Regions from separate parts of the Mus musculus genome. Here region 1 is linked to region 2. A link is a loop called in an ENCODE intact Hi-C map of the cell type or tissue named here. Cell type or tissue: heart. All regions are shown on one strand. Links, peaks and the distances in the headings refer to the core of each region. The heading gives the core; the rest is flanking DNA. Region 1 holds the start of Lgals8 (lectin, galactose binding, soluble 8). Region 2 holds the start of Ero1b (endoplasmic reticulum oxidoreductase 1 beta).

The links. Hi-C counts contacts between places; a loop is a spot of excess contacts. Peaks named below come from ENCODE experiments on the same cell type or tissue, not always from the same donor. Only the 100,000 strongest peaks of a DNase experiment are listed, where the experiment ranks them.
Region 1: a loop joins it to region 2, with 4 times the contacts of the local background. A loop is called at or near these places in 13 of 42 quality-filtered maps.

What each region holds. Positions count from the first base shown.
Region 1 is chr13:12,456,433-12,464,766 of GRCm38, forward strand. Lgals8 (lectin, galactose binding, soluble 8) reads right to left here and starts at 5,306. Exons shown (of 10, transcript NM_001199043.1): 1 at 4,809-5,306; 2 at 2,742-2,884. The coding sequence starts at 2,783. In heart, for the core only: a CTCF peak has its summit at 4,169; DNase peaks (open chromatin) are centred at 4,159 and 5,079; H3K4me3 peaks cover 2,213 bases; H3K27ac peaks cover 1,895 bases.
Region 2 is chr13:12,562,200-12,570,533 of GRCm38, forward strand. Ero1b (endoplasmic reticulum oxidoreductase 1 beta) reads left to right here and starts at 3,684. Exons shown (of 16, transcript NM_026184.2): 1 at 3,684-3,979. The coding sequence starts at 3,878. In heart, for the core only: a CTCF peak has its summit at 3,787 (motif pointing left); a DNase peak (open chromatin) is centred at 3,602; H3K4me3 peaks cover 1,638 bases; H3K27ac peaks cover 1,116 bases; H3K27me3 peaks cover 293 bases.

The DNA of each region.
Region 1 (8,334 bases), core at 307-8,306, 110 kb before region 2:
CTAAGGGAATGACATGTTAGAAATATATTTCCATAAGCAAATGCAGTGACAAATGTGGACTAATAAGATATGACCTTGAACTTCTGACTCTCCCGCCTCTCTGCCTCCTAAGTACTGATTAGAGTCAGTCACCGTGCCCAATTCTCAACTCATACGTAAAGAGCCAACTGGAGACGAGGAGAAAGGTACTGATGGAGATGAAGCAAGCGTGAGGCAGAGAGCCTCCCTGGAGAGGCTGACTCCTGGTTGAGGCCTTCACTGGGGTCTCCAAGAAGGCTCTTATCGCCCTAAACAACAGGACAACGCCTGAGCTTCCCTTCTAGGTGCCTGGAGTGCTCCTGTATGTGAAGCAGGCAGCCCCTCTGTGACCAGCTCCACATTACTGTCACTGTGGAGGATCTCAAAGGCCCTGAAGCATGTGCTGGATTCTGCTGGACTCTGCCCTGGCATTTCTTCCTCAGGCAGAGTTGCTCTCTGCCCTTTGGCTGCAATAACTCAGCAGCTAGGAGCCGGTACCGCCCTGTGTGGTGACTCTCAGGTGGGGCCTCAGGGAACTGGTTCCAGAAGGAGCCATCCCTCAGCTCCAGCTGGGGGTAATGCTGATGAGATGCTGATGCGTGGTTTGTGAGAATAAGACTGACGCAGACTCGTGTCTACTAGCTTCTTGGCCTGCTGGATATCAAAGGGGCTTAAGTTCCCACAAGTTGGGTGTGGAAGCTCAAGTTGCCCTTGGAAGCTGAGGCAAAAAGACTGATGTAAGCCGGAGGCTAACCTCAGCTACGAAGTCAGGTGCCCAGGTTATCTCAACAGAACAAAACCAAGAGTTCCTGGAAAACAACTACTACAAAACCCACGGGAAGACAAGGACAATGAAGAGCCCACAGATGCCACTCCACAGCACTCCTGGTACCGAGTGACGGCGACGTCTTCAAACTACTCACTCAATCTGAATGAAAAGTGACTCTGGCTTTTAATTTTTCAAATTATTTCAGTGGAACGAATGAAAGAAATATACTAAGTAGAAAAGTAAAAAAAAAAAAAAAGATACCACCAGTTACAGTGTGTACTTCATCTGTACCAAGAAGTGTTTACATGGACAGAGCTTTCGCCAGTCTGGACTGAGAACATTAAAACCTTCATGAGGTCAAATGAATGGGAAGCAGCTCCTGTCTTCCACCAAGTCCAGAAAAAGAAAACACACACACACACACTCACCACATACATATACACATGCATGCACTCTCTCCTACACATACATGCATGGATACACACACACACACACACACACACACACACACACCAAACACACACTCACCACATACATATACACATGCATGCACTCTCTCCTACACATACATGCATGGATACACACACACACCACATAAGCCTAGTCTTGTTTTTTCCAGTCCACAACCTTGAAACCTTGAGATGTTTTTAGCTACAACATACAGCAAATCACTTTAAATGTCTTTACTGATGTCAGATTTTGTAAACCGTTTTTAAACCCACTGTGACATAAGGCTATTTCTCCCCAAAATTCAGTTTGCTTGACATGGTTGTTAAACCTTTCTTTCACTGTGGTACTGGAAGTTATGGAGGGAAATCACAGCTAGGTTGTCAACAGGCGCAGCCAGTTCACTGACTTTCACCAATTCTACTGCCCAAGAGTCTCCTAGGGGCGTCACCAAAAACCAGTGGCCCTATGTCAGGTCTCTAACAACAGTGGTGGCAAAAGGAAACCTGGCACATCTAGAGAGGCTAGCCAGCACAGAAAACCAGAAAGCTCTTGACAGCTTTCCAGAAGGCCAGGATGTTGACTGCGTTTTCTAGCAGTCAGTCAGACTCCCACCAGCAGCCTAAACTGGACAACATGGTTTGCTCAGCTCTCTTGCCTCTGGCTCTCCACATTTCCTCTGCTACACTTCCAAGCAGTGTTGGGAAAACAGAGCAGAAGTCTGAGACATTAACTTCTTGTGTACAGTTCTCATTTCAAAAACACCACAAAAAGCCAGGTGTGGAGGAGCACACCAGTCTATAATCCCAGTACTGGGGTTTCAGGCAAGTGGATTTCAAGTTTGAGGTCAGACTGGACAACATGGCAATGCCACATCTTAAAACAAGCAAGCAGCCAGGCAGGGGGAGGGCACATACCTTTAATCCCAGCACTCGGGAGGCAGAGGCAGGCGGATTTCTGAGTTCGAGGCCAGCCTGGTCTACAAAGTGAGTTCCAGGACAGCCAGAGCTACACAGAGAAAACCAACCAACCAAACAAACAATCAGAAAAAACTGACAAGTGAATGGACAGTGAGTGGTGGGTGGACGGACAGTGCGGCCTAGTGCTATCATCCACCCAAATCATGAAGTCATAGGTGCTAGCGTCTATACAACAGATGGGCAGACAGACAGACAGACAGGGGAAGGAAGGAAGCCAGTACCATAGCTCAGCAGGTAAAGGTGCCTCCTGCCAAATCTGATCACCTGAGTTCAACTTCCAGACCCAAATGGTAGAATATAATTTCCCAAGAGTTGTCCCCAGACCTTCCCTTCATGTGTGTGTTGTAGCGTCAAGGTTTATGCATACATGTGTGTGTGTGTGTGTGTGTGTGTGTGTGTGTGCTAACTGAACTGTGTGTTCATGCCTGGCCCCAGTGATAATTACAACTTGAGTGTATTTCCTGTCAATCCTACCACAGGCAAAAAAAAAAAAAAAAAAAAAAAAAAAAAAGGTAAAAATCTGTTACCGGGTTATAGATGATATTTTGTAGGTTATTTAAGGACAACATTTTTCTTTTTCAACTTATTGATATTGTTGATTGGAGTCTCTCTTCCGTATACACACTTTACCCACTCTTCATTTAAGGATTACTCAAAGTAAAAACTTGTCCTGTGTAAAAACAATATAGAAAAACAGCCATGCGTGATTTTTCTCTACATCAAACTTTTCTATGTAAATTATATTACTTTACGGATAGTTACCAAATAAGTGTTAGTATAACCAAAGTCCTACCATATAGTCTTCATAACATACTTAGAAATGAAATAATTTTTTTTTTCTGAGACAGGGTTTCTCTATGTAGCCCTGGCTATCCTGGAACTCACTCTGTAGACCAGGCTGGCCTTGAACTCAGAAATTTGCCTGCCTCTGCATTCCAAGCGCTGGGATTAAAGGCATGTGCCACCATGCCTGGCCTTAAATGAAATAATTTTAAGTGATCAGTGCAGGAATTATTTAAAAAATATGTAAGGAGGAAATTACATGAAGTTTCCTGTTAAAAATACTAAAACTGTAAGTGTGGTGGCACAATACCTGTGATCGAAGCCACTTGTGAGCAAGCCTGCGACAGGAAGAACAATTGGACCCTAGCCTAGGTGAGTTAGATCCCGTGTGGCAGGCAGTTCACATAAGAATGGCTCCCATAGGTTCATAGGTTTGAATGCTTAATCACCAAAGAGTGGAACTATTTAAAAGGATTAAGAGGTATAGCCCAAGCCAGGCCCAGTGCCTCTCCCTTCCTGCGGCCTGGGAATCCGGATGTAGAACTTTCAGCTGCTTCTCCAGCACCACGTCTGCCTGCATGCCACGTGCTTTCTAGTCATGGTGACAATGGACTTGAACCTCTCAGACTATAAGCAAGCCCCAGTTAAACGCGTTCCTTTTAAAGAGTTGCTATGGTCATGGTGTCTCTTCACAGCAGGAGAATAGAGACTAAGGCATCCTGTCTCAAGATAATGTTTAAGGGCTGAATAGAGAGCTTGCCTAGTGTGATGAGGCCCTGGGTTCTGTGCCAGCACTGCAAAACCAAACAAATCAAAAGCAGTAAATACAAATAAAATACAAGCTAGGAAATAACACAAAACCAAGACACAAATATCACTCAAGCAGTGCTTTGAAACCAGGACAATATTCATTTAACTTTTCCTATTAGTAAAACAAGTAGGAATCACATCATAGGATTGCCCTGAGGATTGTACTAGTTTAAATAGCAGAAAACAGCTCTGTATGTGTTAGCTATTATTGCTAGAAAACATTGCTCTTCTTCAACCAGCCAAATTAAGTAAGTTGAGGGTGGGGTGGGGGTGGCAGAGTTACTCCGGGGAATACCAAATGCAATGTTTTGCATCAGCCCGGTTTTGAAAGATAAGAGCGCCCCCTCGGCACTGCGCCCTGCCCACTGAATCATTTACTACCTCTAGTCCTGATGACTCAAACCAGAACCAAGCCAGAAAATGAAACTAGAGTTTCCTGTCTTTTACTTCCTACAGTTCCGCCAGGCTGTAGACAATAGGCACTCGCCAAATCTCTTATTTTACCGGAGAAAAGAAAATTGCATCTCTCTTGGTTACACCCCTAAAAACCACCCTAGACCCCTACCTAGTATCTGTCACTAACTCATTTTATTCAAATCCTCTGAGCCTTTAATTCTGTTCTGTGCAATCCAGGAAGCACGAACTAGAGCAAAAAGGAGACAAGGAATTGCCATCACCACATCCATAATTGATATCTTTCCCGGAGAGAGATCAAGATGGCCTAGGTTGGCATTAAATAACTACTCTCCGAAGTCTCCAGACACGTATCACCGTCAGTCACAACAAGCCGTGGCTTAGGTTTAGGACGATTCCCAAACCCAGAGAAATTGCGTTTCCCCGTGTTTAACGTTGGGATAGAATGACGCAGCATGCTAAAGTGCGTGTCTGGAATAACGGAGTGTGACACAGCTGTCAACTGTCCCTGGGCCTGTCATTCTTGGGGATCCAGGTGATGCTCGCCCTTTCCCTGGCAGGTGAGCCGCCGAGCGGAGAGCCCTCACCGCAGCAGTCAGCGTTGTCCCGACACTACGGTCCCAGTACAAGCCTCAACCCACGATCGCTCCCGGTGTCCGGTGCCCCGTGCATGTGTCACGGAGGAGACGGCGGGATGCCGTGTCCACACTCGGATTCCGGTCCGGGAACAGTGGTATCCCGATGTCCCTGAGCCCGCAGTCGCCAGGACTCACCCCGGTGGTAGTAAGCGCTTTGCTCCGACTTGTGTCCCCTGACGGACGCCGTCCGGTTCCCGGAGCCGCCACAGGCAGAGGGCGGGGTCAGCCCGCGGCCGTTTCCGCGAGAACGACTGCAGGGGCGGGGCGTCCGAGTGCTGCGAGCTGGGGCTGTTGGGCTCTTAATGTCACACACGCAGACCTATGGCTGGCTGTGGGAGTGGCTGGCTGGGGTTGGGGTGTGGCTCACCTCACGTGCTGGAAGCCCCCAGGTTGATTTCCACCCAGCTCTGCACAAATCGGTCGGGGTGCACCCCTGTAGTTCCAGCCCTGCGAGGTGGAGGCAGGAGGACCACAAGTTCAATGTCATACTGGAGAACTTAAGGAATTCGGGGTCACTCTGGGACAGATACCTGATCTCAAGGGTGTTAAAAATACACTTAAAGAATAATCGTGGGGGGTGTGGCCGGGGTACTCCTGGGTTTGCCTCCTTTGCAGCCTTGGGTCAGAACTGAACAATGTTGTGAGCCAATCAGATTTAGCAGCCACTCATTGCCAATAACTAGCCTTGTGTGTGGAGGAATTCGTTCTTCTTTGTCCCTGCAAGAAACCCCATCCTGTGAGCAGTAGCCAGAACATGTCAACACTGGGTGATTGGCCGCTTATTCTGTGCTGGAGTTTACTACAGGGAACGCTTCCTTAGGAAACAGTTTAGACACTGATGCTCAGTTCTGAGCAGAGTAGATGGTCAATAAGCACTGAGCTGCATAGTCAGGGCGCTGCACTGCTGACGGTTTGCCCCGTATTTGTACGAACAAACTTAAATAAAACTGTAGGGCGCTGAGAATGGCTGACTGAGCTACCTAGTTTTGATGTCCTAATGGCCTCAAGGTTATGTTCTTTTCTAGATATTAGCCATGTTTGTTTTTAAAGGACATGTTTGACATAGCCATTTGGTCTTTTTCTCTGGCTGTGTGTTTTATTTTGTTTTGAACTTGTATTTTATTTTTTTAAAGCCTCTTAGCAGCAACCTCGTGTTCTGATTCGTTACTTTTTCTCCTTCCTCATGTCCATTTTCTAATTTTGATTAACTCCTCAAGATTCTACTTTAATAGCTGGAGTTAACCCTTGATGTATGTTGTCTTAGCTCTGTTGTTATTACTAGGTGTGGTAGGCTTCTCACTACACTTTCTGGGGTTTGTAAGAGATAGGGTGTGGAGAGCTTTTGGAGCCCGTTTCTAGAAACTTTGCAGGAATTAAACATTGGGCCAGGACACAGAAGTAAGCTCAGGCAGGAATATCGTTTTGGGCTAGAGCAAAGAAGTAGGCTTCAGTCAAGAATGTGACTTTGGGCTAGGAGAGGGAAGTAGGCTCAGATATCTTGGTCATCTTGATAAGCCCCTGCCTGGAAACATTGATCACAGGACTTTGTTCCTTGACTGTTTGTGTTTATAGTCCTGCTTGTCCTTGACCCAGAACTGATATTATTTTGCATGTACTTAAACTGGTATCAAAGCAGACTGGAAAAACATTATAAGCCTGACTCAGCCTCAGAACTCGCTGGGGTCATGCCACAGTGTTGTCTTGTTGTCTTTTTTCTTTTTAATTCCGACTCCCTCCCTGGAGAACCTGTTGACTGACGGAGCTGGCTTGGTCAATAGGGAATCTGCCATACACATTCCCAACCCTACTGTAATGCCTCTAAAGAAGGGCTCCCCAGGCTTCGGTTGAGTGCTACATTATTCAAAATGAAGAGCAGTTGAGTTATCTTCAGTTTTGCCTGAGTTGACCCCTTCTTTACAGAGTTAAAATAATAAATTCACCTCAGAGCTGGATGCATTCCAAGGTGTGGGAATAGCTAGTACAAAATCCCGGAGCTGCTGAGAGCAACTGTGTGCTCTGAAAATAAAGATCAGCATGCTGAGGCTGATGGGTGGGAGGAAGAGGGGATGACAGCTTGGAAGTGAGGTCCTTTAGGAGTGCAGATAGGAGGAGGAAACAGACTTGGCCAGAGCCTGGGAGAAAAGTCAGGAAAAGAGAGGGGGATTAAGGGAGAGAGAGAGAGAGAGAGAGAGAGAGAGAGAGAGAGAGACTTTAGAGACCGACCTGCTGGGAATGGCTATGGGTATCCAAAACAGAGAACATCCAGGTTTCTGAATGCTCTGAGGGGTCAAAGAGCAGGAACAGGATCAATGCGTGTTGTGTAGCTGCCGGGCTCACTGGAAACTGACTTTAAAGAAGTGTAGAAATGAGAGCTGGAGAAGCCCTGTGAAGAGGGCTCATAAACTCGCAAAACACTTAGCTGGGAAGAATTGAGAATCGAGCAAGTGGAAGAGTAAGGAAAGCTTTTCACTGGGGCTGGAGAGATGCCCACCCTTGCATAAGTGTTTCTGCTCTGACTTCATATGTTTCAATGGAGAATCAGTTTGGAATATTCTGTCCAGTTTTTTAAAAGGCTATTCATAGGCTGGGCAGTGATGTCCTTCAATCCCAGTACTCAGAAGACAGAGGGAGGTGAATCTCTTTGAGTTTGGGGACAGCCTGGTCTATAGAGGGAGTTTCAGGACAGCCAAGGCTACACAGAGAAACTCTGTCTCAAAAAACCAAAATCAACCAAACAAACAAAAAAACAAAACAAAAAATACTATTCATGGACACGAATGGTGCACAGACCTACATGTAGGCAGAACACAAAAAATAAAAAATGTTAAAGTTTAAAATGCCATTTATAATCCACTACATTATTTGTAAAACTCACTAGTAGGTTGTAGCCAGACATCCATGAACATTTAATGAAGATTAAAGTCTACTCAGACCAGCTAGGAGAGCCAATTTGTGCTGTCTCACTTGTCTTGCTTCTCAGGATTTTTTTCTCTTAAAAGCCAGATGTGAAACATTTACCATCATGTGACTGACAACCAAATGTGTGTAGAGGCCAGAGGTTAACCTGGGTATCGTTACTGCAGAGTCACCCATCTTCCTTTTTTTTTTTTTTTTTTTTTTTTTGATTTTTTCGAGACAGGGTTTCTCTATAGGCCTGGCTGTCCTGGAACTCACTTTGTAGACCAGGCTGGCCTCGAACTCAGAAATCTGCCTGCCTCTGCCTCTGCCTCCCAAGTGCTGGGATTAAAGGCGTGCGCCACCACCGCCCGGCCCATCTTCCTTTTTGAGACAGGACATCTCACTGAGACCTGGAGCTTTTGGGTTTCGCTAGACTAGCTGGCCTGCAAACTCTAGGAATCCTCCTGTCTCTGCTTCTCCAGTGCTGGGATTACAAACACACTCTGCCACACCTAGCTTTTTATGTGGATACTAAGATCAAACATAGATGGTTATGTGTGGGAAGCACTGTACTGAC
Region 2 (8,334 bases), core at 73-8,072:
TGTATGTAGGGGTAGGTGGGTAGGGGTGAGTGTGTATGTCTGTGAGGTATGTGGTATTATGTATGGTGTGTGTGTGTTTGTGTGTGTGTATATAGGGGTAGGTGGGTAGGTGCCTGAGGTTTAAAGCCTGACTTTTTTGTTCCCTAGCCTCATGTTCCCATGGCTACAGATTAGAGCCTGGTCCCCTGCTTCGGTGTATCTCCCTACCACATGACGGATGGACTCACCTGTTTCCCCTTCAGTTGTTTCTTGCTGGTCACAGCAATGAGAAAAGTAACAGATCATCTGTACTGAGAACATTGACCCACCCTCACCACGTCAATGGGAAATCATCACTGTTTGCCCCGAAGGACTTGTACTAATTGACAAAAATTGGTCCTCACTCTTTCTACAATTGATCTGTGAGGCTCATATATTTTTTTCCACTGAAAGAAAAACAATTTTCCTGTCCCTTAGTTCCAGAAAATTAGGCTTGTCTAAGCCAGGTGGTTTGTAAATAATAAATTGCATTATCTGCAAAAACATATTACAGCTTTATTTGGTATACTTTTCTGTGTACCCATAGACCGGGACATCTGTGACAATTTAATGAATATAGAGTGCAAGCCAAGGTTAGAAAGAAAGAAAGAAAGAAAGAAAGAAAGAAAGAAAGAAAGGATGAAAGAAAGGAAGGAAGGAAGGAAGGAAGGAAGAAAGAAAGAAAGAAAGAAAGAAAGAAAGAAAGAAAGAAAGAAAGAAAGAAAGAAAAGTGCTTTTAAAGCCAGGCCTGGAGGCAGGCCTGCAATTCTGGCTACTCAGTTGGCTTGAGGCACGTACATGGAAATCTCATGGCCTCTCTAGGCAACTTAGCAAGATTTAAAAAAGGGAGTTGGAGAGATGGCTCAGTGGTTAAGAACGCTTGCTGCCCTTGCAGAAGGGCCCAGTTCTCTCCTAACCACCCATAGCAGGCAGCCCCCAGCCTCCTATAACTCCAGTTCCAGGGGGATCTGATTCCTTTCTCTGTCATCTGCAGGCACTGCATGCACACACATATATGCATAAATAAAAATGTTTTTAAAATGAAACCATGAAGAGGGCCAGGGACATGGCTCAGTAGTAGAGTGCTTGTCTGACATGTGTGAGGCCCTAGGTTCAATTTCTACAACCACAAAAAATAAAGTAAATTCGTGAGACATACTTAGAGAATGGCTTCCATGAATTTGTGTACCTCTTCCCATTCTTTGTAATCCTGCAGGATTTCTGTTCTCTCTCTCTCTCTCTCTCTCTCTCTCTCTCTCTCTCTCTCTCTTTCTCTCTCCCCTTCTTTACCTCCCCTCATCTCCCCTTCTCTCAGCTAAACTTGAGGAGTAATTTGAAGTTTGATGGGAGGATAGAGTGTGAAAAGTAACCGAGAACAATGAGCCAAGCCAATGGGAATGTTCTGGAAAAGTCCAGAACGGTCCATGCTCCTTTTGGTCCTTGAGTCACACCCCGATGGACTCACTTTTCTGGAACTGTAAGTGATGAAGCCTTGTTCATTCCCAAAGTTGCCAGTTTTCCTGACTTATTACTAGTTTTCTTATTGTTTTTAAATCTAGCTGGATCTGAATTTTTCTATAGCTTGCTACAAAGGTTCTTCCTGTTTCAACTTGCAAACCCCTAACTAGGATGGGAAGTTTGAAGTTAAGGAGTGTAGGTAAGGAGCATGGGTATCATTATAAAGGCAATGCCTGCTCTAATAAGAAATAAACCGCAAGGCTAAAACAGAGGACAGTAGCTTATTCATCAATTAATCAACTCCTCATCCTGCTCATTACAGCAAACGCTAAAACAGATCACAGCACAGGGCAATGTGAACCTTTCTTTTTCATGAAAAACACCCATGTCTGATTTCACTCACTGAGAGAAAAAAATGTTTCCAAACATTGTGAGTAAAGTTTCTGAGCTAAAACAAATGGTGTGTGTGCCATTATAATCTTTGTAAACTTGTTTTTCTTCTACCAATTGAAAAGTTGATAGAAAAGCTCAAGTTTTTCTTTGTGACAGGCCCTGAAGTGCTCCGAATGACAGGCATGGTTTCTGCCCTTGATATCAGATATTTAAAATGTGAAATTTAAAAATAAGGCAGTTTATAACTAAAAAAAATGGCTATGTTCCATGATGTACACATTATCTGGGCCAATTGCAGCACAAAGGGACCTGAGGAAAGTCCCATGCATACCCAAAGCGCAGAGCGATGAAGAGCATAGAAAGGCAGCTTTGAGAAGCAAGTCGCACACAGTTCTCTGTTAGCTATGTGGAGAAAAGGGAGCTGGTGACATGGGAAGATGGCCTGTGAAGTTCCAGGGTCTTGGACTGGTTTATTGTTCTGTTGTCTCCGCCTTAAAAGTCTTCTCATTTCCCCTGGACTTTCATTTCTGGCTGACCCTACAGATCATGCAGTGGGTCTAGATGGAATCATGGATGCGAATGTTCTCATGTTACCAGAGAGGCCAGAGGAGATTTTGAAGATGTGATTAAGGATTTTGAGATCAGGAAATTGCCTGGGTTATCCGGGTGAGCACCATGCAATCGAAAGTCTTTATATGTAGGGACACAAGAGAGATAGGGTCAGAAAGCACAGACGACAAAAGCAGGCTATGCCACTGTGTCATGTGAGGTCCTGAATCTAGGAATTTGATTGGCCATAGAAGCTAGAAAAAGCAAGGAAACATTATTCTCTAGAATATTCCAAATGGATGCAGTTTGTTTTAGTTTTCTGGCTTCCAGAATGTAAGATAATACATTGGGGTTGTTTTCAATCACTACCCTTCTGGTCATTTGTTACATCAACAATGACAAATTGATACATACTACTGAATGTAAGTTTCCTATAACTCAGGAATATCGGTAAAGTTAGCGATTACCATTAATTGATCACTTATTTGCTAGGGACTACAGGAAGCTTATGTACATAACCTTACATAATCCCAGAACAATATTTGAGGTGTAATTAAGACCACAAAACCATCTAGAATGTGTTACATTTGGGATAGTCTATGTCCCTTTAAGCTTTTCTGTGCGTTTATCCCGATTCTTCGTTTTTCACTGTATAGACTGGGGTTTTCCTTCATCCTTTAAAATGTATTATAGATTTTCTGGTGTTGGTAGAGGAGTAGTGGAGACACCAAGCAATGATACTTCTGGGGCATGTGACATGAAGGAGGTGCTGAAGACTTCCTGACAAGATGCCAGGTGGTTTTAGGTAGCTGCAGAGGTGAGAAAAAAGGCAAAGAAAGCTCTTGGGAATAGCAAGTCAAAGATTCGGCCGGCCTGGCGAGAAAATCCTGGCCCCAGTAGGTCAAGCGGTGACAAAGAGCTATTGGCATAGTGCCTGAAGACCTGCGGGGATGGGGGTGGACAGTCTTGTTTCTCAGAGCGACGAAACAGAGGTTCCACCACCTCAGGCCAACCCCTAAAACAGCACCCACTCTCCCGCCTGCTCCTGGGTGTTTTGGAGGCCTCGTGGTCCCGCCTCATTGGCCGCCGCGGAGCCCCGCCTCAGGGAGGCAGAGCGACCTCCGAGCCTGTAGTTCTCCATTTTCAAGACCTTCCCACTGTGGGGGGGCCCCAAGGGGCTACAGGGACTACAACTCCCAGAAGGCTTTGCGCAGAGGGCGTGATCATAACTGAGGACGCCGGGGGCGGGGCCTCCTGGGATGAAGCGGGGGCGCGCAGCACTGGTACATCAGTCGCTGCTGCTGCGAACGGTAGAGTGTTCCTTGCCCGAGACCGGCGCTCAGACCCCGGGTCCTGGAGGCTCCCGGCTCCCAGGCACTGCCCCCTGCTGTCGTCGTCGCGGCGGGCCGTCGTTCCCCAGCCCCGATCGGCCGAGGCGACGGCAGCGGCCGAGGTCACCATGAGTCCGGGGTTCCGCCGGGCCGTTACTGGGCAGGGGGCGGCGGCCGCGGTGCAACTGCTTGTCACCCTGAGCTTCCTCTCAAGTCTGGTCAAGACTCAGGTAAGCCCGAGGACCAAAGGCAGGGGACGGGTCACGCCGGCGTCGCCGAGAGGCCGAGGTGCAGGTGCGAGTGGCCAGCCAGGGATTGAGAACCGCGCCGGCTAGTGCGGGAAACGTCTGTAAAGCGCGGCGGGCGCGGGGACACGACACGCGTGGTGATGGTTTACGGAAGAGGAAGATGGTGACGGCCAGTAAGCGCTAGCGGCTTTATCTTTGTGATGGTGACGGGGAGACACAAGTCTTGAGTGGTGAAGGTGTTGGGGACACAAACCTCTGACATCCTTCCCTCAGATGACAGGGAGGCAGACCCTCCATCCTCTTCCTGGGCTAGAGGGGGCATTACTTCATTTCCTTGAACTTGTGCTCTAGAGATAGCTATAGGCATTACCCGCTTTATAATTATCCACCTGTCCTACGTATGCAAAGTGGCATGCCAGGTGAGCCCAGTTATGACACTGGAGGGCCTAGGCCCCTACTGTGGGCTTCTTAAGTCTATAGTGAGGCTTGCTGGCTGGACAGTCCGGTAGACTTTGACGTTGCCTTGGTTAGGCAGGTATTACTGAAGTGTTCACTACATACTCGAAAGCCAAAGCACAGCCTCTTGCCTTGAAAAGAGATAGGTTAGCTCTGCCTCTTTTAGTGAGGAAGGTTTGAACAGGTTGCCAGATGCTGCTATATCTTGTCTGCACCTGCTGCAAAGTGCTAGCTCGAAGAGCCAAAACCGAAGAAAAACAAAAGTGTCTCAGATGGCCTGATAATGAGGGGCATGCAGTTTGAAGCAATTAACACTCATTGCTAAGAGAAAAAAAAATGATGGTAACTGTGAGAGTAACCGTGTAAACATGTTTTTCTGCCTTGTTCATGGTGTTATGGTGTCCAGCATGAAGTCCTAGAATACAAGAATATTCTGTTTGTGTCCATGTGTGAGTTCTCTTGAATGATTTGATAAAAATAAACAGCTAGGAACAGTGGCATACACCTGTAGCCTCAGCTCTCAGGGGTAAAAAACACAAACAGTAGGAAAAACAGTAGGATTGCCGCAGGTTGGACGCTGGCCTACATATTGAGATTCTGGGTTAGCCAGGACTACATAGCAAGACCCTCTCTCAAAAAACTAAACAATGAACCAGTCAGAGAAAAGAAGGAAGAAAGGGAAAGGAAAAGAAACCTTTTGTTAAACGTGGAGCTTGCTGAGTCCATCTGGAACTGAGCAAGGAATCAGAATTTTAAACAAGCCTTGTAAGTGTCTGTGATGCAATTGTTCTTTCCACTATACTTTAGTCAGGCTTGGCAAACACTATGATAGGATTCTGGGTGTATCTATCAGATTTAGAAAAAATAAATTTCCTAGGCTGTCAATAGCAAAGTTACTTTGTAGTTACTAGTTTGAGTGTTTGACTTGAGTGGAGCTTACATTTAGAACTTTTAAATAAAGTCTGATTTCTTGTTTTCTTGCTTGATATATGTCATTAATTAATTGTATACTTTTAAAATCACTAGTCTAGAAGCTTCACTTAAGGTTTCTCTAGCTACCAATAATCACATGTAATTAGTGGTTTATAATGTACCTGTAATTCTATTTGTTGATATATATTTGTAATATATATATCAACAATAAAATATTTGTGCATTTCAAAGTAACACCGTGCCTGTCTACAAAAGTATATTTTGTTCTTCTAAATACAGTTTTGATGTCATTTTTAGATAGCACTTTAACCTGTAACATGTTTAATTATATATTACCTCATTTTATTTGGTACATATCATGTGTAAGGCTGTGGTGGTTAAGTGAAGTTCAGAGAGCTTAATTGGCTTATTAAGTTACATAAACTGGGGCCCTAATGTAGCCCTTTATGCTCTACCCAGCATTAACAAATCAGCATACTTGCTTCAGTGGACAGAAAAACAGAGACCAGACAATCAGAAGGTGGAACATAGACAGTTCCTCTACTTCTCATGCATCCTAAACTTGGGGGACGGGGTGTGCAGGGGGAGAAAGAGTAAAAGTAAGAGGAAGAATTAGAATTGTTGAACAAACACCTCTGTTCACAAGAAATCAAAGTCATTTAAGGAAATAGGTACTTTGCCTTCTATATTGAAAGCAGGAAAATGTTTTTGACTATGTGAGAGGATGTTCATTTGTATATCTGATGCCCCATTTTCTTATAAATGAAATGCAAATATGGTTCATGGCATGCTAACATACAGTTTTCCTGTAAAAGGATATTTCTGTCAAATATATTTGAAACCCTTTAAAATGCCCATCTGAGGTGGCATGAAATCAAGGAACACAGAGCTCCCCACTAAATGGAGGTCAGAAATGTGGGACTCATTCCACTACCCGGAGGATTTGTTTCTTTTAAACCTGAAGACCAAGCTTTTAGTCTCACAGCTTCGTGGAGGTAGAATTGGTAAGAAATAACACCAGTGTCTTCCCTAAAAATGGAAAAATCATAAGAGACCCCCAAAGAGATACATTGTTAGTGTAAGTGTGAATGGAAAATGAGCCCCATTTTGTGGAAAAGGAAAAAAGTTACGAAGAAGGGGCTGAAAACTCGGCTGAGAAGCTGTGACTGTGAGCAGCCCCTCCCTCACGTGCCTTTTCAGGCTTACTCTGTATCACTCGTGCTAGGATGAGCTTTGGCTAGAAGTGGAATTCACAGCAAGCCCAGGTTACCAGAGAGAGCAAATATCCGTTCCTCCTAGAGAAGTGTGTTTTCAACTCAAGGACTTAAGAGATTTCAGAGATAGTGTCCAGTGGAGTAAACAGCTAGGAGCGTGCCAAAAAAAGTTATCACAAGCCACAAGGCACTAGGTACCTTGAATCAGATACAAATAGCCCCCGGCTTATGATGGTTGAATTTTTGGCTTACGATGGTTGGACTTTTTTTTTTTTCTTTAAATTACACAGGTGAGAAAGCTATATCTGCTTAGTAGAAACTACTTCGTAATTTGATACTTTTTTTTTTCTGTTATGCTAGTTCTGTAATTTCAGTGCTAGGAAGGGACAGTGAGCAACAGTTCACCATCAGCTATGCCAACACAAGCATAATAAACAACTCAGACTCCACAAGTTGTCTCCTGAGGTTCTGATCCATGCTGTATGGTAGGCTATGTGTCTCAATTGCATTTCCATTTGATATTTTTGTTTTAGTGGGTTTATTGGGAGGGGAGCAATTTCTCATGGAAAGTTGAGGAACACCTATAAGTGGAAACACTCAAGACAATACCTTAGGCTCTGAAATTTTTAAGTAGGTAATTTAATATCAGTTTTAGTGTACTTAAGAAAAGCATAGAAGTATTAAACATCTAAAAGAATAGCCAGAAGGTTAAAAATAATGAAATTGACGTGTTCAAAGTAAAATTTAAGCCAAGTATGGTGGTATGCACTCATAATCTCAAGAATGAGTGAACAAAATCAGAAGTTCAAGGTTGGCTTTAGTTGCAGAGCCAACTCCTTGTTAGCCTGAGCTACTTGAGTCTCTGTCTCAAAAGACCAGCGGGGAAGGGAAGTAAGATTTAAAACTAAAAGGGTGAATTAATTAAATAGCTGATTATACCTAGCTTAAGAAATAACGGTTACAGATTTTCCTAAATAATCCTTTGTCACCCACTCTTCTGCCCTATCGGCTTCACGCCTAACAAAAGAGAATTTCCACAGAGTAATCCACTTCCTGGACTCTGTACCAACTGTTGTGATCCTGTTGGTTATAGCCATGGATGAATCATTCGTGCTCTTATAGCATGTGTTAGGGTCCATTTCTTCTTTTCTTCTCAAGGCTGTGGTTCTCGCCATGTTTTCACTTCCCCCACCTCATTAGTTTCTCCTTAACGAGCTGTCACTGTCATCCTAGCAGATGACCTTGGGTCTTGGTGCTGCGCTCTTGTCCTTGTTGAACACTTTTCCTGACTGAGCTGCCACCTGCCCCTTTTAATTTCTGTATCTGGAAAAATTCCTAGGCTGTCTTCATTTCATTTTTCCTGACTTGTTTTGTTTAACCTATTCATTACAGTCAGACTGTACCAAATTGTACTTCTACTGCCCTGAAATCTCTCTTGTCGAGGGTTCCCAGTGTCTTTCTTGCTAAGACTGTATAGTTCCTAAACCTCAGGTTCTACCTGTTGGAAGAATTGTTGTTACAGCTCAGCCTTTACTCACTTAAGTGCTTGCTTTGGTATCCAGGATGCTAACTTTTCTGGTCCACTTCCTCTGTAGTGGCCTCGTCTACTTTAGAACACTTGGCTTGTTTCTCCTCTGCCCTTGATCACCAGTCATTTGACCCTTGAGGTTTGTGTCTTTCTTGTTCATCTTATCTGAACACTTGGTTTTAAAAGCCCATCTGTACCTGAGTCTC